2 separate regions of the Homo sapiens genome follow, and region 2 is linked to region 1. Evidence: read pairs that join two places in POLR2A ChIA-PET (ENCODE). Cell type or tissue: PC-9. All regions are shown on one strand. Each heading gives the region's core, and the rest is flanking DNA. Links, peaks and the distances in the headings are about the cores only.

Region 1 (10,005 bases), core at 2,077-7,076:
GTGGCTCGCACCTGTAATCCCAGCACTTTGGGAGACCTAGGAGGGAGGATCACTTGAACCCTGGAGTTCAAGACCACCCTAGGCAACACAGTGAGGCCCCATCTCTACAAAAAGTTAAAAATTAAAAATAAATAAAATTTAAAAACAAAAAAGAAACCCGAGGGTGATGTTGCGCTGCAGTTATTCATGGTGATGGTGCTCTTGTTTATTTACAGACAGGTTACACTTTGACTGGTTTCTACATATATGAGAACAACACTGACATCATGAAGCCTTGAGATGGGTGGCTTTCCCACAGCTACAGCTGTTATTTTCACCTCTGAAAAGTAATATGGTCATTTTTTTGTCATCAACCATCAGGTCACCCACATCTGAGCAGGTGCCCATATTAAAAGAGGCTTGCATTACTTCTACCAAAAGGCAGCCTCTCCAGGACGGGTGCAGTGGCTCATGCCGGTAATCCCAGCACTTTGGGAGGCCGAGGTGGGCGGATCACTTGAGGTCAGGAGTTTGAGACCAGCCTGGCCAACAGGGTAAAACCCCGTCTCTACTAAAAATATAAAAATTAGCCAAATTTGGTGACATGCACCTGTATCCCAACTACTCAGGAGACTGAGGCAGGAGAATTGCTTGAACCTGGGAGGTGGAGGTTACAGTGAGCCGAGATCATGCCACTGCACTCCAGCCTGGGCGACAGAGAGAGACTCTGTCTCAAAAAATAAAAAAATTTTAAAAAGGCAACCCCTCAAGATCCCTGCAGCCACAAGCAGCTTGGAGTCTGACCAGGAACCTCGGTCAGCCAGAGTGGCCCAGGGGGATGCAGGGACCCCAAGAGCCTCTCCCCAGGATGCAGGCTGAAGGGAAGGCCCTGCTGCACCTCAGCTGTTCCCTTCTGTCCTCAGAAGCTTCGCACCCACCTCCCAGGCCAATGTCTCCTCCGAGTTCTGGCTCCCACGCCTCACGCTCTTCAGGAACTTCTTCCTAGCCATCTCTCATCATTCCTCTTTTCTACTACAGCCGCCCAACTAGGCCTACAGATAGATTCGAATCCTTCTAGTCTAACCCTTAAAAAAGGAAAGGATGGGAAGGGAAGGAGGATGGGGATGAAGAGAGGCCCTCCTTCCTTCTCGAGTAACCGCATTTCCTTCCCGTGTCCCCATGCTGCCAATGTTCCTGGAACAGCGTCTGCCCTTGCTCCTCAGACTGCTCTCTGGCCATCCCCACAACCCTCAGTTGAAGCCGTTCTAGGGAAGCTCCTTGGTGACCTTCTCTTCAGCCACTCCAGTGATCTCTCCCCGCCCTCCTGGCCTCTCTCTGGTACAGATGTTATTACTGCCTGCTTTGTCTTCCCATGGCGAGCATTTGTCAACTTTCGTGCCACATTTTGTGGTTGCTCTCCTTTGTTGCTTTCACGTTGCCACCCTCCCCTGGTTGGCTTGACACTGACCAGCCTTACTTGGCCCCCTTGCCCTGGTCCTAGCTTCACTTTCGACTGCTCTCCTGTGCCCACTGTCCACCCCCATCTCCTACCCCGGTCTCTCCTACAGACACATGTCAGGTCCTGACACTCTTCTGTTTAAAAAGCTGTTGAAGGCACTGTCACAAAGAAGTTGCTCAATCTTGCTTCTAAATGATGAGTGGATAAAGGGATCAATGAACAAACCTATCATTTCTCCCTTGCCAAAGCCAATGACTTTGTCCAAATGATTTGCCATCTGAACCCTCTGCATCTCAGACCTCACCTGTCCTAGACTCCTGGTTCTTCCTGATGGCCTCCACTCAGGTGTCTGGATACTGCCCCTCCCCCACCATCCCCAAGACTGAATCACCCCTCTCTCAACCTGCTTTGCCACTTGTGTTTACCTCACCCAGCAACCAGTCCCCCTCCCTGCCACCCACACCATCCCCCTCTTCAAAAACCCGTCATCCAGTTAGCTGACAAGTCCTATGAATTTGACCTCCGTGTTACCTCTTCAAAAGTCCTCTCCTTCTCCACCTGCCTTGTCTAGACCAGGCCCGACAGATGATGACGTATTTTTGGGTCACTGCATCAGTCCCCACCTTTCATGCTCTCAGAAGTTTTAGTATGCTCAATCTTTTCATACTCCAGCTATCTTCCTCACTGCTACTAAGGTTAGTTTTCTAAGGCACAGTTCTGGTCTGAACATTTTGCTCCTCCTCAAATCTCTTCCATGACTCCCCACTGTCAATGAATAATGTCCAAACTCACTGCATTCAAGGCCTTCCAGGCTCCAAACCCAAACTCACCTCACATTGCCCTCCACTCCCGCCACTCCAGCTGCAATGAACTTCAACCTGAATCCACCACTCACCCATGCACCCACCTCTGACCAGGAAGCAGGACGACATTTTATTTATCTCTGCAAGCTCCACAGTGTCTGGCATCTCTCAATAGACATCTGTTCAGCTGAACAGAGAATCTCTGCCCTTTGACCATGCTGGAAGCCCATGCGGAAATCAAGTCAGGGCACATTTTTGTCCTCTGATTAAAATGTATCCTTATTAAGTCAACCACTGGGGCGTGTGCCCTGCCCAAGGGAAACCACCACAGCTCCCTGGAAGCAGGCAATTAAGACTCTGGGAGTGTGTTGCTTTTCTCCAGGAGCAGTCAGCACCCAGCCCTTTTCTTTCATCACTTTACACAGGAGCTACTGGAAGACCTCTAGCTGCTCCCTAATGGCAGAAAACCAGGCAACACCAGGCTGGTCTTCACGAAACTATGGAGTGACTGCTATCTTGGGGCCAAAAGAGCTCAAGAGAAAGCACACTTCCCAGGGGTGACACCGATGGCATTCAATTCCAGCTTTTATAACGTTTTAAGGAAAATGGTCCAGCCTCCAGATATTTTTATGGTAAGCCCATGAGGATCCATTACCTTAACCACTTCCAACACCGTGGATTATCCATGGAGAAGACCTCAAAAACAGCAGCTGACTGCTGAGAAAGGGGCCCACCTCCTTTTTCCAGAGAGAGACAGGAGACATCCTGGAGTCCTGTCTTCCTCCCTGACATCTCACCTTCTAGCAAAAGCCACAGAAGGTAACAGCCCAGACTCTGTACCCTCACAGGGCGTCCCTGCTTCCAAACCTGCATTCAAGGACCTGCCATTTCTGGGCTCCCTCCTCCCCCAGCTCTGCCTCATCCCTCAACATGAGCCTCTGCCCAGCTGGACGAGTCTCCTCAACACGCCACCTCGCCCTGCCCACAGAGGGCCTTGGCTCTCACCTTCTCGCCTGCCTATAAGGCCCGCCCACATTCCTCCTCTCTCCCAGCCAAACCCCATCTGTCCTTCAACACCAAGTAGAAGTCCCCTCCTACACACACTCCTCTCTGACCAGTGAAAGAGCTCCGTGAGCCCAGCAAACTCCTGTGGCATACCCTGGGTACCTATCCCTGGCCGCCTCTCACTGGCCATGGGCTCTGGGGATCTCACGCTCCTGGCCACGCCTGCAGTGGTGAGTGCGGTGCTGGGCACCCAGCAAGTAGGCCCGCAGTGGCTGCTGACAGATGGATGGACTGCCACACAGTCCAGCAGCAGCCACACACCAGCTACCAGCAGCCCCACGGGTGGCCCAGGAGTGAGATGGGACAACGGGAAGGAAGCAAACTAACTTTTACTGAAGTCCAAATCACACTAGCATGGTGGCACTTGCATATGGGAGACCTCACTTCACACTTGGCAACGGTCCTCTTAGGTGGATGTTATCATCCCATGTTTACAGACAAGGAAACTGGGGCCCACGGCTGGGGCACTGATAAGTGACTTTCCAAGCCACACACAGTAAGCAGAGAGGCCTGGATTTGAAACCACATCACTGATCTCCTCAGAGCCTCGAAGAGAGAAGACCTGCCCTTCCCCACCCCTATGCTGCTGTGCTGTGTACCCCTTGCTCCGGCCAGGCCTTCGGCCATAAAAAGTCCCATTCTATTCCCACTGAAGGGCACTCCTGAGGCCCACGGAGAAGCCCCTTGACCCGGAAGTTCCAGCCTCTAGGTTGCCAAGCTCCAGCCAGAACCTGCAGCCAACCAGCCCCTCCCTCTCCCACGCCTTTGTTTCCTTCCAGCTGGGCTCTGGCTCCAACCTGATGGGGACCTGACACAGCTGGCCCGCCCTTCAGGGCCCAGGTGTTTGCTAAACAGGCTGGGCTGGTAGAAGCTCACTGTTTGCTCATAGTGACAAGGGGCTGGAGACAGAAGAAAAGGACAGTCACACATGCCACTCAGGGAGGCCAGACTTGTGTGTGGGCCTGTCCCCATCATACCAAAAGCACTCTCTCCTCCCCCTGCTTCGCATGGGCCCTCGCTTTTCAGCTCTTCATGGACAGAGTGCAAGGACAGGCTCCAGCCCCCAGAGGGCAGCAGGCAGGGCAACAGGGCTATGTCTCTGGCCCACCAGCAGTCTCCAGGTCAGCCTCTGCCAAGGGCACACAGGTTCTTCATGGCCCCGAATCTCTGGATATTGGAATCTGTTTGAGTAGTGTTTTCCAAACACTAGAAACAACCTTGTAATGAGCTGTCAAATCAATGTATTTAATCACAGCCGGATTTAAAAAAAAAAATAGAACAGAAAATATCACAGTTTAACTGCACTTAGTAAGAATCTTGTTTTATGAAACTTCTGGTTTAATGATAATAGATACATACCAACTTTGGGATCACAATGTAAAAATGTGTATTGCTTACAGTTGGTCACAGTAAGAAACTATTTGAGAGCCGCTGCATAGGACCTCAGAGCAGAGACCTGCCAGCTCAAGCCACTTGGCCTATGGACTGGGCACTGGGTGCCTCCCCCTGGCCAAAACTGAGCCACAGGTTCCTCAGGAGAGGCAGGAAAGGCTTTGCCGGGGGAGGCCACCGTGTTGGTCTGTGGACAGATGACTACCAGACTGGCCCTGCCAGGTGCTGCCCGTCTGGAGGCAGGGGAGGGCTGAGGAGCCCAGCGAGGGCCCTCCCAGTGCCCCTCCCACAGCCAGCCAGGCAGTTCAGGAGATGGTGACTCACCTGAGGCATCCAGGCTGCGTGCGCTGCGTGACATGGGGTGGCGCTGAGGAGCCTCTGACCTCCTGGGCCTAGGCCGCCTCCTTCATCCCTGCTGTGCCCAGCCTCTCCCAGGCAGAGTCAGAAAGCTCAGGTGTCAGGCCCTACAGAACTCCAATCGGTTGTCTTGCCCTGGCTGCTGTACCAGTGTCAACCCCTCCCCTGGGGGCTGGGCAGTGGCTGCACCCCTGCGGCTCATGCTCACTGGGAGAAAAATATCAGCCTGTGAATGATGGTTCCTTGTGCCACACTAACTTGCCCACAGCTTCCCACTCAGGGCCACTCACCCTGGTTCAGCCAAAGGAACAGAGTGCCCTGTTTGAATATTCTCAATTACACACCTTAGGGCCAAAGATAGCACCATGTCCCTGCCAGGAAGGCCTTTCATTTCAAAGGGATGATTGACATGCAGACTCTCTGCTGCCACTTTTCAATGACACGGCAGTAGCTGTTGGTTCGCTATCAGGAGACCAACCTGGTCTCAGCTAAACCTGGGGCCTGGGGGGCCCTGACCCTATGTGGTAACAGTTTAGGAAGGGACTTCTATTAGGTGTGGAAACCCTGAATCCAGTGGGGGTTGCACTGGGCTCGAGGAACAGAAAGGTCACATGGAGTTAGAGCTGGATGTTCCTGGTGGAGCCACGGCCTTACTTCCCGGATGGATGCTGCTGGGGTAATTAAGCTGAGTTCTGGCTCACAGTTCTGCTTGAAACTTGGCTGCCCCTACCCCCAGCTCAGAGGTATCTTGTTCCAGGGACAATGCTTGGCATTTCAGCTTTCAAAGGCATTTCCTAATAATCCTTAATGGCTACAGAAGAAACTGGTTTTCTAGATGCCATTCTGGTGGGAGGGTACATATTATTTATAGCTGGTGCTACAGAGACAGAGATTTGAATTTGGCTTCTCTAATCTGGAAGAAAACTAATTGGATTGGAGCCAGGCCTGAGCCCAGGGGAGGGCCCTCACCATAACTGCAGCAGCCTTGCTGCCCTGGGCTATCCAGGGCCTCCTATTTGAGAGCCTTGGAAGCTGTTCAGACGTTAATTAAGCTGTTGATGCCCTGCACTGGGCAGGCTGGCAGGTAAGGCATCATCAGAGATCTCGTGCCACTTTCCACCAGAGCGGGGGTGACAAAGCCCTCATGCCTTGGGTGTGATAACTCCCGTGCCGGGGATCCCTGCTGCCTGAGGCACTGACATTCTGACAGTGGGGTGAGGCTACCCTGACAGGTCCCTTCTTAGCTACCTGTGGTTCAAGGCATTTTTGCCTGAGGAGGCTGAGGCTTGCCAGAGTGTCTGGGGTCCCTTTGTGGGGGACCACTAGGCTTCTAGAGTCTGACCCTGCCCACAGGTGGGTCAGAGCCTGAATCCTGGTTTTATAGAGTTAGATCAGACCTCTTAAGGCTTGGAGGTCAAGAGGGAGAGCAATTGAAGAGGACCTTGGGAGGTGGGAGCTCTCACCAGCCCAAGTGATGATCACCTCCCAGCTCAAATCAGAGCAGCTGAAATCTGCCCATCCCGACACATCCCACATGGTCCCTTTCCCTTATAAAGGGAAACAAAGCAGGCCCAGCCTGCCTTCCCCTCCTGTCAGTCACACACCCTCACAGTCGGGAAGCCAGGGATGTTGAAGTCTCTGCAGACTGCACTGTTGGTCTCCTCAGCACAGTCCAGGGCGGCGAGATACAGGGCCGGCCTCCAGGCTGAAAGGACAAAAAACCCAGGGGTAAATAAGAGGGGCTGGTACCCCCTCTGCCCGCCCATCTCCCCTAATGCAATGCCTCACCCCTGCCAACCTCAAAGCACCTGATCCCAAAGCTCTTATGACAAAGGTCACACCTTCCTTGGAAAAGGACCTCTGAGATATTCCAGTTGGTCTGCATTTCTAGCGTCTCACAAAAGGGAACCTGTGTTTTGGATGATTAGCATAAGTCATACTGCCTCATAATGGTATCTGTTTCTCCATTACTAATCGGGGCCAGGGATGGGGGCTGAGAGATGTTGAAGGAGTTTGCCCTGCTCCTCGCCATCCCCCCAGCCCCCCACCCCCCAGGAAAAGCCCTGGTATTGCCTTTGTCCCTGGGGCTCTAAATGGGATCAGTTCCAGAGGGTGGAGAACATGCCTTAGGGGATCTGGAATTCCCCAGGGGACCCTTAGGGAAGTTTCCTGGGGCCAGAGATACTGGTAGTGGGCAGAGCTTGAGTGACTGGGGTAAAGGGTATCAGGAACTGGGTCCCCAGACAGAAACAGGAGCATCTGGAATCCAGGAACTGCGGGGAAAGAAGCCTTGAGGCCAGAGTCTGGCCCCTGCATCAGGCCCCGGGCCACAAGGCTGCTGGCCGCTGAAACATTGGCAGAGAGAATAATGGCACCATTCTGGGCCACAGCCCAGGAACTGAGAAGAAACAAGCTCATATACCAGGCAGCTCTCCTGAGCTCAGGTTCCAGGTCAGGTGCCCCGTGAGCATCCACCAAAGTTCCACCCACATGGAGGCTGCTCCAGCTGGAAGCCAAGGTGCGCACAGAGGAAGACACACAAGCCGTGAGAGGGCAGTGGCAGGGGCCAAATCATGTGGCACAGAACTCTCAAGTTTGGAGAGGTCGGCCCTGCAGACCAAGGCATGGGCTCAGCAGGAAAGGTGGAAACAGAGTTGAACCTAGACCGTCGGTCCAGTGGGCAGGGAACTGCCTGAGCAAGGTGGAGGAGGAGAGGACTGGCAGAAACCAGGCTGCCTGGAGAGGAGGGTTTTTGGGAGGCATGGGAGCCAGAATAGAAGGGAGCAAGAAGAGACCAGACTGGGAGTGTCTGCCTGGACAGCTCAGGATGACGTCCATGGCAGCTGGACCCACATGCGTCTCTGAAGCAGATGAGAGGAGGAGGAGGCCTGCCTGGTGGCAGGCACAATTCCCATTTGAAGCTCATGCCCCAGGGGCAGGGAGTGGAATTTACACAGGCAGCCCACCCAGCACCCATTAAGTACAGAACACTAATATCTGAATAACATCCCTGATAGTCACAGTTTTAGCAGGACCTCTGACCCCACCTGATATGGTCTGGATCTTGTCCCCTCCAAATCTCATGTTGAAATGTGATCTCCAATGTTAGACGAGGTGAAAGGTATTAGATTAGGTAGTGAAAGGTATTAGATCTTGGGGGCAGATCCCTCATGAACAGCTCGGCACTGCCCCCTTGATAACGAGTGAGTTCTCACTCTGAGTTCTCATAAGATCTGATTGCTTAAAATAGGGTGGCACTTCCCAACCCCCTCCTGCTTCCTCTCCTGCTTTGCCTTCTGTCATGAGTAAAAGCTCCCTGAGGCCTCCCCAGAAGCTAAGCAGATGCTGTGTACAGCCTCCAGAACCCTGAGCCAATTAAACCTCTTTTCTTTATAAATTACCTAGCCTCAGGTACTTACTTTTATCAATGCAAAAACACCCTAATACTCCACCCTAGAACTTACTCCTTACGACGTCTCAGAAGAACACAATTTCAGAAGGTATCAGAGCTCCTAAGAACACGTTACGCCTGGGGAAGGAGTGTTACCCTCACCTCCACGAGACAGATGCAGGAAGAGCCTGGCACACCCTGACGCATCCCTGGAAAGAAGGCAACTAAGCTGGCCCTTCTTGGGGCTGATACAAGGGAGGGGGCTCTGCGAGCTGGGAGGAAGGCCTGTGGCCACACCACCCCCTTCTTTCCCCCACCTTTCTTGCTGGTAGTCTGCTTTTGGCATTGTAGCTTCTGGACTCCTCGAAGGAGGGAGGTGGGTGGGGGGTTGGGAAGAGGAAGTAGATGGAGGTATTTACCAGAGTCAGACGTCAAAAGTATTTAGCAGAGTGAGGTGAGCTACATCCTATGATGCCATTTCCCCAACCTCCTCAACACCCCCCCACCACACACTTTTTGGGGAGCCTTCTTGACTCCCTTAGCACACAAGGATAGCAACTTGAGCCTATCCAAGTATCTGCAAGCTGGGGTGCATCCTTTGGCTTTAAACCTCACCTGCAAGGCAGCCTGCACAAAGGCAGGTATGGTCAGGGCCTGTTGCATGCCAGGCCCAGGATGCAATCCCTCTGCCCCTACCAGGGGATTGCTGATCCCCACCTGCCTCCACATCCTGTCCACTCTCCTCTGAAGTCTCTTCCCTCACCCAAACCTCCATCTCTTCATGCCTGTCCTAGGTTGGCATGAACCCGTGATCTGGTTTTTTACTGACCTCACCTCCAACCTACCCTCCGTGTCCCATGAGCTAGTACAGGTTCTCATGGCAGGGCTTCCAGAGAAACATCAACATATTATTTCTCTCCTGGTGAGGTTCTAATGTGCTCCACCCCTCACTGCCCTCTCTAGCCACCAAATGATCTTTTCTTTCTGTGGATCTGATTATGTCAATCTCTATTCAACATTCTCTGGGGGCTCTAACTGACTTTAGAAGAAAATCTACAACCAGAAGGCAGTTCTTCATTTGGCCCCTGTCCACATATCCAGCCTCCTCTTACGGTTATTTTACGTTAAATTAAGTCATAGATATTCATAAAATATCATTTCTAAGTAAATTAAAATACTGAAACATTAATTGCTGAACATAAGTCTAAAGTATATATGCTTTGGCATCTTGTTTTTGTATGGCATAGAGAATATAATTGGGTCTGTAATAAGCATGAAAAGCTGAGGAAACATGTTTCTAGAAATTATGAAATGGTGAATGTTAATAGAAGACAGTTCACAATGCTTGCTAGTTTTCACTAGAAATTAAGATTACTAAGGAGTAAAAACTAATTAATATAAGCAACTAAAACTAAAAATAATAAGGGACATAATTCTGTATGCAAGGGAAGTATGGCACGGTTTATAAAGGAAGTCATAAAATGTAAGGATGTATTTTAATTAAGGGAAAAAGAGAGTCATTTTGTTCTAAAGTAGAGTGACTGGTTATTTCACAATGA
Region 2 (10,005 bases), core at 3,277-8,276, 240 kb after region 1:
AATCCTGCCACCTTATCTCTTCTTCCTTCTGACGAGACACCACATGACTATATAACACTAACCCCCAGAAAAAACCTATAGGAAGTCCCCATTCCAAATGCTGAATTTGTCTGGTTTACTGATGGATTCTACCTTGAAATACCTCAGGGAAATGTCAAGCTGGCTATGCTGTTGTCTCACTGTCTGAAACCATTGAAAGTGGTTCCCTACCCAAGACTACTTCTGCACAGCAGACAGAACTCTTTGCTCTCTCCTAAGTATCCTGGCAATTAATAAGACTGCAAATACCTATACTGATAGACACTGTGCTTCTGGGGTCAAACGTGATTTTGTTATGCTCTGGAAACAAAGATTTTCTGAACTCTACTGGCCAAAAGATTAAAAAAAACAGTGACTATGTCCTGAAATTACTTGATGCTACCTAAAAACCTAAATCTTTAGCAATAATTAAAATTCCATGACACACAAAAAAAAAACTGATTCTAAAGAAGGTAAAGGAAATGACTTGACTGACAGAGCTGCAAAAGCTGCAGCTTCTATGAACCAACCACCCAAACTCAATACTCCTTCAGATCCTCTAATGGCCAATGCAATATAATCAAGACCTGTATCCACAATGCATGACAGCCCCCAAATTGAAAAAAAGATAGGAAAACTGAAGAATGTTTTCATGACTCTAAAACCAGCTGTGATGGTTAACATTAATATTAGGTGTCAACTTGATTGAATTGAAAGATGCTTAGGTAGCTGGTAAAGTATTGTTTTTGAGTGTGTTTGTGAGGGTGTCGCCAGAGGAGACTGACATTTGAGTAGGTAGACTGGGAGAGGAAGACCCACCCTCAATGTAGGTGGGCACCATCCAGTTGGCTGCCAGCATGGCTAGAACAAAGCAGGTGGAAAAAAGTGGGATAAGCTGGCTTGCTGAGTCTTCTGGGTTTCATCTTTCTCCCATGATGGATGCTTCCCTCTGTTCCCCCTGCCCTTGGACATCAGACTTCAGGTTCTTTGGCCTTTGGATTCTTGGACTTACACCAGTGGTTTTCTGGTGGCTCTTGGACCTTTGGCCACAGACTGAAGGCTGCACTGTCAGCTTCTTTGCTTTTGAGGCTTTTGGACTCAGACTGAGCCACTACTGGCTTCTTTCTTCCCCAGCTTGCACACGGCCTGTAGTGGGACTTCGACTTGTGATTGTGTGAGCCAGTTCTTCCTAATAAACTCCCTTTCATACATCCTCTGGAGAACCATGAGTAATACACCAGCCTATAGCATGGGCTCCATAAGAGATCAGTCTTGCCAGGGGGCCTCCAAGATCAAATTTTAGATTATATTAATCACTTAACCCATTGGGGATAAAATGATAATATTATTGGAAACCCTCCCCAAAGGTTGCTTCTCAAGTTTAGCAAAGTTTAGCAAAGATCCCAAGTCTGTCCCAAATACAACCCTAGAAAACATATTCATAGTTCCATAGGGTGTTTTCCTTTAGCTTCAGGATCTTTTGAGATATGACAGATGGATTTTATCTAGCTACTACCATCTCAATGATATAAATTTGTTTTGGTTATGATTTATATGTTTTCCCACTGGGTGGAAGCCTTTCCCCATTGCAGACTAACAGCCTAAGCAGTAAGTTAAATCTTATTAGGAAAAAATAATCCCCATATGGGGTGTACCCTCAGAACTGTACAGTGACGAAGGCACTCATTTTGCTAGGCAGAATATAAAATCAATATGTAAAATTTTGCCTATTCTGCATTTCCACTGTGGCCACCACTGACAGTCCTCTTGATTAGTGGAACATACTGATGGAACAATTAAGACTCAATCGGCGCCAGGCACGGTGGCTCACGCCTGTAATCCCAGCACTTTGGGAGGTCGAGGCGGGCAGATCATGAGATCAGGAGATCGAGACCATCCTGGCTAACACAGTGAAACCCTGTCTCTACTAAAAATACAAAAAAAAAAAAAAAAAAGATTAGCCGGGCGTGGTGGCGGGCACCTGTGGTCCCAGCTACTCAGGAGGCTGAGGCAGGAGAATGGCGTGAACCGAGGAGGTGGAGCTTGCAGTGAGCCAAGATTGTGCCACTGCACTCCAGCCTGGGCGACAGAGCGAGACTCCGTCTCAAAAAAAAAAAAAAAGGACTCAATTGGCAAAATTAGTTGAATCTTTCAGTCTGTACTGGCCAAAAGTTTTGCCCTTGGTGCTGTTTAATCTTAGACCTACCCCTTTTGGAAAACATTGGTTATCCCCATTTGAGATAATTACTGGAAGACCCATGCACTTTATGAATCAAATCTAATCAAAGGTCACGTGCTCACCTACTGTAAGGAACTGGTCCAGGTGTTATAAAAAAATTTGTTTTTCAAGGCTAAGTCTCCTGAACGGACATCTCAATCTGATGGTTATCTGAAATTAAAATTTACCAGGAACCACTCTGCTGCTCAGTCTTGGAATAAGAAGCAGGCAACGTGAGAAGCTGACAGCTGGCCCAAGTGTCTGGCCCCTGCCTGTATAAGACTCCAAAATATTACTCACTCTTTATTACCCTTGTTCTAATTTTTATCCTAATTATAGAACTACTTTATCTGTCATTGAAAGTCTACAAGGACCACAACAACATGTGCCAATCCTTGTACTTCTGCCAAAATAAATTTCTTTTCTTTCTTTTTTTTTTTTTTTAGACAGAATCTCACTCTTTCGCCTAGGCTGGAGTGCAGTGGCATAATCACAGCTTACTGCAGCCTTGAACTGGGCTCCAGCAATCCTCCTGCCTCAGCTTCTTGAGGAGTTGAGACTACAGGTGCACACCACCACACCTGGCTAACTTTTAAACCTTTTGTAGAGACAGGGTCTCACTATGTTGCCCAGGCTGGTCTCAAACTCCTGAGCTCAATCTGCCTGCCTCGGCCTCCCAAAGTGCTGGGATTACAGGCGTTCACCATCATGCTCAACCTTTAAAATGGGTTTTCCTAAATAATTTAAACCTCACATGAATACCTTTTCAAACCTGGGAGAACTTATTTTTAAATCACCTCTTAAATTTTTCCCCCCAAAAAGCAACAATGGCTTACAACAAAAATATTTCACTGAATTGTTTACAGAAGATAATCCATTTTCTAAGTATATTAACAAAATTTACAATTTATTAATTTTAATAAAAATTCATACATGTCTTTTGGTATCTAGAAAGCTGACCTAGTGATTCAAACAGAAAAGATTAGATTCCTGAAATACACTTCTGATTCTATCACTGACTCATTGTGCAGGCTTAAGCAAGTTATCTAATCTCCTGGTATCTTAGTTTCTGCACCTATAAAATGGAGGTAATAATATTTGCTATAAGATAACATCAGCTATGCACTTGAAGAACCTCAGATGGAAGGCGCCAGAAATATGTTGCTATCTGCAGCATGACCTCATACTGTCTGAGAAATGGACCTTACCAGGCTTGTTGATTATCCCAGCACCTTACTTCCAAACTTCTCCTGTTCAACTTACTTTTTTACTTTATTCGTTTCTATTTACCGGGTACTCTTTATGTATTTTAATTTCATTGGCTGTTTTTATTGTTTTGAGGAGAATTGATACTTTGAAGAAACCATGAAACTAAAACTTTAATTTTTTTGTTTAAATTATTATGTTTAAAATTTGAAACAAATTTTTTAAAGCACTTAACTTTCCAATTATGGGAGATGGCTGTAGCTATGAGAGTTATATTAGCCTTATCCATTCATTCCTCTTGTTTACTTAGAGTTTATTTCACATTAATGTTAGCATGCACATATTTACATTACTCCCTGTATACTTTACAAAAGCTTTAAGGCAGATGTTGAGACTGCTATAAATTTGGATGTTTGTGTTCCTTTTCTGCAGGAACGAGATAACAGGTGATATAAGGGCAAAGGGTTCATTGCTTAGAGCTAAATCTAAGCTTAACCTATAGTCCAACCAGCTAATACATGTAGATCTCCTTTGGGCAAACTGCAAAGGTCAAAGGGCCACCTTGGGAATAACCAGATGACTTAAAAAAACAGAACTGCTGATTCAATAACAAAACTTAGAGGTAAAGCCAGAGATAGGAAGTTGGCTGCATTTTCTGAACACAAAAGTACTTCGTTCCCTCTCTCTGCCAACTTGCTTATTCAAGGCTAATGAAAATATTTCAGAGGAGCAAACCTTTGGTCTTTGGAACTTGCCTGTTAACAATAGAAAGCTTAATTCTTTGGAACTATTTCCAAAGGAAAAGATTTCATTGGAATTTGCTCACTCAGATCTTATATTTCAAGCAGCAAGTATTACACTACTCCAACACAGTTTGAGATGCCTGTTGAATGTTGGACAGATCATGGACTATAAGTGATTCTCTTTCAGAGGCTATATCAAGCAAAATATTCTGGGCTTTACATTATATTAAGCTATTACAAACTTTGCCAATTTTATAGAATCAGCATTGACAGAGACTTTAAATATCATCTAGTTCAATTTCCTTTTTTTTTTTTTTTTTTTTTTGAGACGGAGTCTCACTCTGTCGCCAGGCTGGAGTGCAGTGGCGTGATCTTGGCTCACTGCAACCTCTGCCTCCTGGGTTCAAGTGATTCTCCTGCCTCAGCCTCCTGAGTAGCTGGGACTGCAGGTGCGTGCCACCACGCCTGGCTAATTTTTTTTAACTTTAGTAGATATGGGGTTTCACCATGTTGGCCAGGCTGGTCTCGAACTCCTGACCTCGTGATCCGCCCGCCTCAGCCTACCAAAGTGCTGGGATTACAGGCGTGAGCCACCACGCCCTGCCCAACTTACTTTCAAATTAGGACATCAGAACCATAATAGGCCTTTGTTATTAGAGAGCATTCTACCTAACAGAGTTCCAAACATTATTGTCAGGTTTTTATCTCTATAAAGAGGTGTAAATTTCACTAGATAATCCGGTGATTCTATGGGCCAGGCAGTATGTTTCCTCAACATACATGCATTATGTGTTTTTTTTGTTAGTGTAAGTATGGACTTTATTTTTTTTAAAGTCTTTTGAGGACTACAAATTACAAAGTAAAAGCAGATCACTACATAGAAATCTAGTGAATACATTTTGCCTGTGCATGAAAACTTTATCAAAGTTATTCATTTAACAAATTCACCCCATTCACAATATTCAGCTATAATGTTCTTTTAAAGGTTACTATACCTTTATTTAAAATTATGTTACGTTATTCCCTCAAAATGAACTTTTAAACGACAAACTTTTGGCTCATAAGAATGGCACCTTCAAAAGGGATGACTTCCACTCAGTCTCTGGTGGCATTATTCCAGGCTAGTTTCTTTCACCAGTTAAAAACCTTCAAAATGTTCACTTTTAACACAGTCTTTCCATAAAAAATATGGCTACATTCCACCACCACCTCCCCAAGCATCGTATGCTTATATTATTTAATGCCATTTTTGCTCCTTAAGAAGTGGATACTGCCTGAGTATGGTGGCTCACGCCTGTAATTCCAGCACTTTGGGAGGCCGAGGCGGGTGGATCACTTGAGTCCAGGAGTTCTAGACCAGCCTGGGTGACACAGCGAATCCATCTCTACAAAAATTAGCTGGGTGTGGTGGTGTGTGCCTGTAGTCCCAGCTACTCAGAAGGTTGAGGTGGGAGGATTGCCTGAGCCCGGGAGGCGGAGGTTGCAGTGAGCCAAGATCATGCCACTGCACTCCAGCCTCAGTAACAGAGAAAGACCCCATCTCAAAAAAAAAAAAAAAAGTGGACATTATGATGGAATACAATGTAGAATTGTAGAATGATGGTTAAGAATGCAGATTCTGGAGTCAGACTGAGTTCAAATCCTAGCTCCATCAGTTACTAACAGTAGTTCTGGGTCTGTGTTTCCTCATTGGTAACAGAAAGATAGTAATAGCACCTACTTCAAATATTATGAAAATTAAATGATATAGTATATGTATGGTGCCTAGCATGGTGCCTGGCACATATTAAATGGTCAATAAACGTTACTGACTTAATTATTTACAGACTACACTAAGCTTACAGTGTGACATAGGTTGGGTTTTCTGAGAAGCAGACTCAGAGTACAAGGTATTTAGTAGGGAGTGCCTTGGTATCAACACCCATGGAAAGGAGGAAAAGGAAGGAGAGGGGAGAGGAAAAAGTCATGCTATAATACAGGCCCCATAGCTTCAGCCAACCCCATAGGGAAGCTCTGGAGTGCAAATGGCCCACCATAGTTGCACTGTGTGGGGCTGAGAAGGCCAAGCCTTTGTATCCCGTGTCATTAGAGTGCACCACTCTCCCCCTCCCCAACGTAGTCTTCAGCAAGGTGGTTTTCTGCAGCTGAGGCAAGCTGTGAAGTGGTTGAGAGTGAAGGCTGTCCACTGAACACACTCCCAGCAGATGGCAAAACAAATTACTCCTTGAAAGGAGATCCAGGTTGCACATCTCCGTGTTCAACACGGGATAGTCTGTGCAGCACTTGGAAAATATCAACAAATTATAGTTACTTCAAGAAAAGAAAGTGAGGTTGATTAAGTATGGGAGTAGGATGGTGAAGATGAATGGGAAGAATAAACCATGGAGAGAAAGAGCTATTTGCATGTGATCAAAAAGCTTTCTTGAAAAAAAATTAATTAAAAAATAAAAAAAAAACCTTTTAAATTTTATAACTAGAGATGGGGTCCCACTATGTTGCCCAGGCTGGTCTTAAACTCCTGGGCTTAAGTGATCCTCCCACCTCATCCTACCAACGTGCTGGGATTATAGGCATGAGCCACTGTACCCAGCCAGGAAAGCTTTCTTATTCTTTATAGTACCCCTGATTTGGGGCAAGGGTGGATTCTGATAACTGTAAGGCCTTTTGTTTAATAAACTTTGTGATGGGTTGGGGCTTGTAATGGAGGTATAAGATGGGAAGAAAGCCCAAGTTATTCGTATGACAAGGGTCACCTAAGAGGCTGGAAGTAGGAGCCATCACAGTTGATGCCACACAGGAAAAGGGGAGAGAACTGTTGGTGGTTAAGAATTTTGGTAAATGAGGCCGGGTGCGGTGGCTCACACCTGTAATCCCAGCACTTTGGGAGGCCAAGGCGGGTGGATCACCTGAGGTCAGGAGTTCGAGACCAGCCTGGCCAACATGGTGAAACCCCGTCTCTACTAGAGATACAAAAATCAGCCAGTGTGGTGGCCCAGGCCTCTAATCCCAGCTACTCGGGAGGCCCAGGCAGGAGACTTGCTTGAACCTGGGCGGCGGAGGTTGCAGTGAGCCGAGATCGCACTGCTGCACTCCAGCCTGGGTGCCAGAGCAAGACTCTGTCTCAATAAAAAAAAAAAAGATAGTAGTTACATTATTTTCCCCATTTTTAGACAAGGAAACTGAAGCATAAAGAGCATAAGTTGCTAGTGTCATTCAGTGAGAAAGGCATGGAGCTGGGATTTGGCCCTAGGCAGTCAAACTCCAGACCGTAGGGCCTGTACTCTTAATCATACTCTCCCTCATTACAGTAAGGATAAGGATGCTTCTGTTTTCTGTGGGATGTGTTTTTTGTGTACTATCAACAATTTTTCCTCTGTAGGAAATTGCCAGTGCTCTGGATGCAAATGGATTTTTCCTTAGGAATTCAGAGTTGCTGAGTTTTGCATCAAGACTGAAAGAGGCCAAAAAGAGAAGCTGTGTGGTAAGCAGGGGCAGTTAACCAATCCCTGGGGTACATGTAAGCATTTTGAAAAAGATTAACTGTGAGTCAACATTGCAGTAAATTTAGTTATAAAATCATGATTATGTATGCAAATATGTGTCAACAGGTAGGACTGTGTGATGACTCATCCTACTCAAAATTCTCTAGACTCGGTTTGTGCAATATTGGATTCTACAATGCTGAGCAAGGGAAGAAAAGTGTTTAAAGGAGAGCCACAAATAAGAATATATAGGTTGAATATAAACTTTATAGAGCCTGAATAGATTGGAATGGAATAGATGGAGGCTTCACACTCCTTCCCACATGCATTGTCCTATGCATCTCTTCATCTGGTGTTCATCGGTATCCTTTGTAATATCCTTTATAATAAGCTAGTAAATGTGAGTACAGTCATGTGTCACTTAATGAAGGAGATACATTTTGAGAACTGTGTTGTCACCAGGCGTGGTGGCTCTTGCCTGTAATCTCAACACTTTGGCAGGCTGTGGTGAGAGACTTGCTTGAGCCCAGGAGTTTGAGACCAGCCTAGGCAAAATAGTGAGACTCCATCTCTATAATAAATAAATAAAAATAAAAAAGACGATTGCACTGTTAGGCAATTTTGTTATTGTGCAAACATCTTAAGAGTGTCCTTCCACATAGCTAGAGGGTATAGCCTACTACACACATAGGCTATATGGTATATCCTGTTGTCTAGGCTGCAAGCCTGTACAGCATGTTCCTGTACTGAATACTGTAGGGAATTGTAACACAATGGCAAGTGCAGTTAACAATGGAACAACTAGAGGATTAGGGGTTTGACACCCACACAGTCAAAAATCCATGTATAACTTTTGACTTCCCCAAAACTTTACTAATAGCCTCCTGCTAACTGGAAGACTTACCAGTAACATAAACAGTTGATTAACACATTTATTATATACTGTCTTCTTATAATAAAGCTAGAGAAAGTAAAATATTAAGAAAATCCTAAGGAAAACATATTTACCGTACTGTACTGTAATTATCAATACTGTAAATTTAGGGTTAGTTAAATGCCCCTCCATTTCCAAAATGAGTCAGCTGTCTGAAATGGCAGGCAACTGCAGCTACAGACCTCAATCAAAGTACTTATCAAGCAATTCAACTTTTTCTCGTAGTGTCATTTTTTTCTCTGCTTCTTGGGAGCATTTCTAGCATCACTGGTGGCACTTTGTATGGGGCTCATGGTGTTATTCAAGGTTTAGGGTATTGCATTAAACATGATGAAAAACGCGAGAAGTGTGAGAGATCACTTTTTACTGCAATACGCAATTTACTAGAGCCAAGAACTGCTTGTGTGGAGATGATTAGCTCACAGGGTGTTTTATGTGGATACTCTCAACCCTTGAGTTCTGCTGTAATAGCAACAGGAGGTGGTTACAAACTTATTTCAGTGGAACAGTAGGTACTACAGTTAATTTTACGCAGTTGTTTGTTTTAATTAGTTAATTAGACAATTTTTGTTCTTTCCATAGCTTTAGTGGTACAAGTGGTTTTTTGTTACATGGAAGAATTGTATCCTGGTGAAATCTGGACTTTTAGTATAGCCATCACCTGAAGAGCACACATTGTACCCACTAGCTAATTTTTCATCAGTTACGGTTTAACAGTGCATTTTTAGATTTTTAAATATTTATCTAGACTGCAAATGGTACAATGTATGGTGTGTGTTTGTGTGTATAGGTTTTGATAAATTTTAACTTTTTTAAATAGATTTATGTATGGTAGTAAATGATAGACTAGTATCTACATGTATTTTATGTACTCTTCACATACCTTTATTTTTTTTGATATTTCTAGTCTATGAGGTTCATCTGGTTTTTCAAATTGTTGCAAATCTCCAAAAAATTTTCCAATACATTTATTGAAAAAAAATCCATGTATAAATGGACCCACACAGTTCAAACCCAAGTTGTTCAAGGATTGACTATTTGTCTATCTAAACATACCTAAACATAGAAAAGGTACAGTAAAAATACAGTATTATAATCTTATGGGATCACCATTGTCTATGCAGGCTGACATTGAAATGTCATTATGTACAGCATGACTGTATAGTGTTTCCGAGTTCTGTGAGCCTCTCTAGCAAACTAATGGAGCTCAAGAAGGGGTTATGGGAACCCTAACTTATAGCTAGTTGGTTAGGACCCTTGGTCACCATCTGGGGCTTCTGATTGTCATCTGAAGTGGGAGCCATCTTGTGGCACTGAGCCTTCAACCTATGGTATCTGATGCTATCTCCAGGTAGTGTAAGAAGTGAATTGAATTAGAGGACACCCAGCTGGTGTCTGCTGCAA

The links. ChIA-PET counts read pairs that join two places held together with the same protein. Peaks named below come from ENCODE experiments on the same cell type or tissue, not always from the same donor. Only the 100,000 strongest peaks of a DNase experiment are listed, where the experiment ranks them.
Region 2: POLR2A ChIA-PET joins it to region 1 with 7 read pairs; 5 of 35 experiments call an interaction of 5 or more read pairs at or near these places.

What each region holds. Positions count from the first base shown.
Region 1 is chr1:180,163,246-180,173,250 of GRCh38, reverse strand. QSOX1 (quiescin sulfhydryl oxidase 1) reads right to left here. Exons shown (of 12, transcript NM_002826.5): 2 at 6,660-6,760. Among named protein-coding and RNA genes, the nearest start is that of QSOX1, 13 kb to the right of the region's middle. RefSeq lists enhancers at 4,912-5,569, 5,570-6,225, 6,226-6,883, 6,884-7,541. In PC-9, for the core only: CTCF peaks have their summits at 4,111, 4,320 and 5,099; DNase peaks (open chromatin) are centred at 2,530, 3,298, 4,220 and 5,020; H3K27ac peaks cover 4,711 bases.
Region 2 is chr1:179,924,456-179,934,460 of GRCh38, reverse strand. It overlaps LOC101928933 (a long non-coding RNA gene), which reads left to right. Exons shown (of 4, transcript XR_241158.4): 3 at 7,565-7,666; 4 at 7,794-8,290. Among named protein-coding and RNA genes, the nearest start is that of CEP350, 25 kb to the left of the region's middle. In PC-9, for the core only: no CTCF peak of the experiment used is centred there; DNase peaks (open chromatin) are centred at 3,330 and 7,810.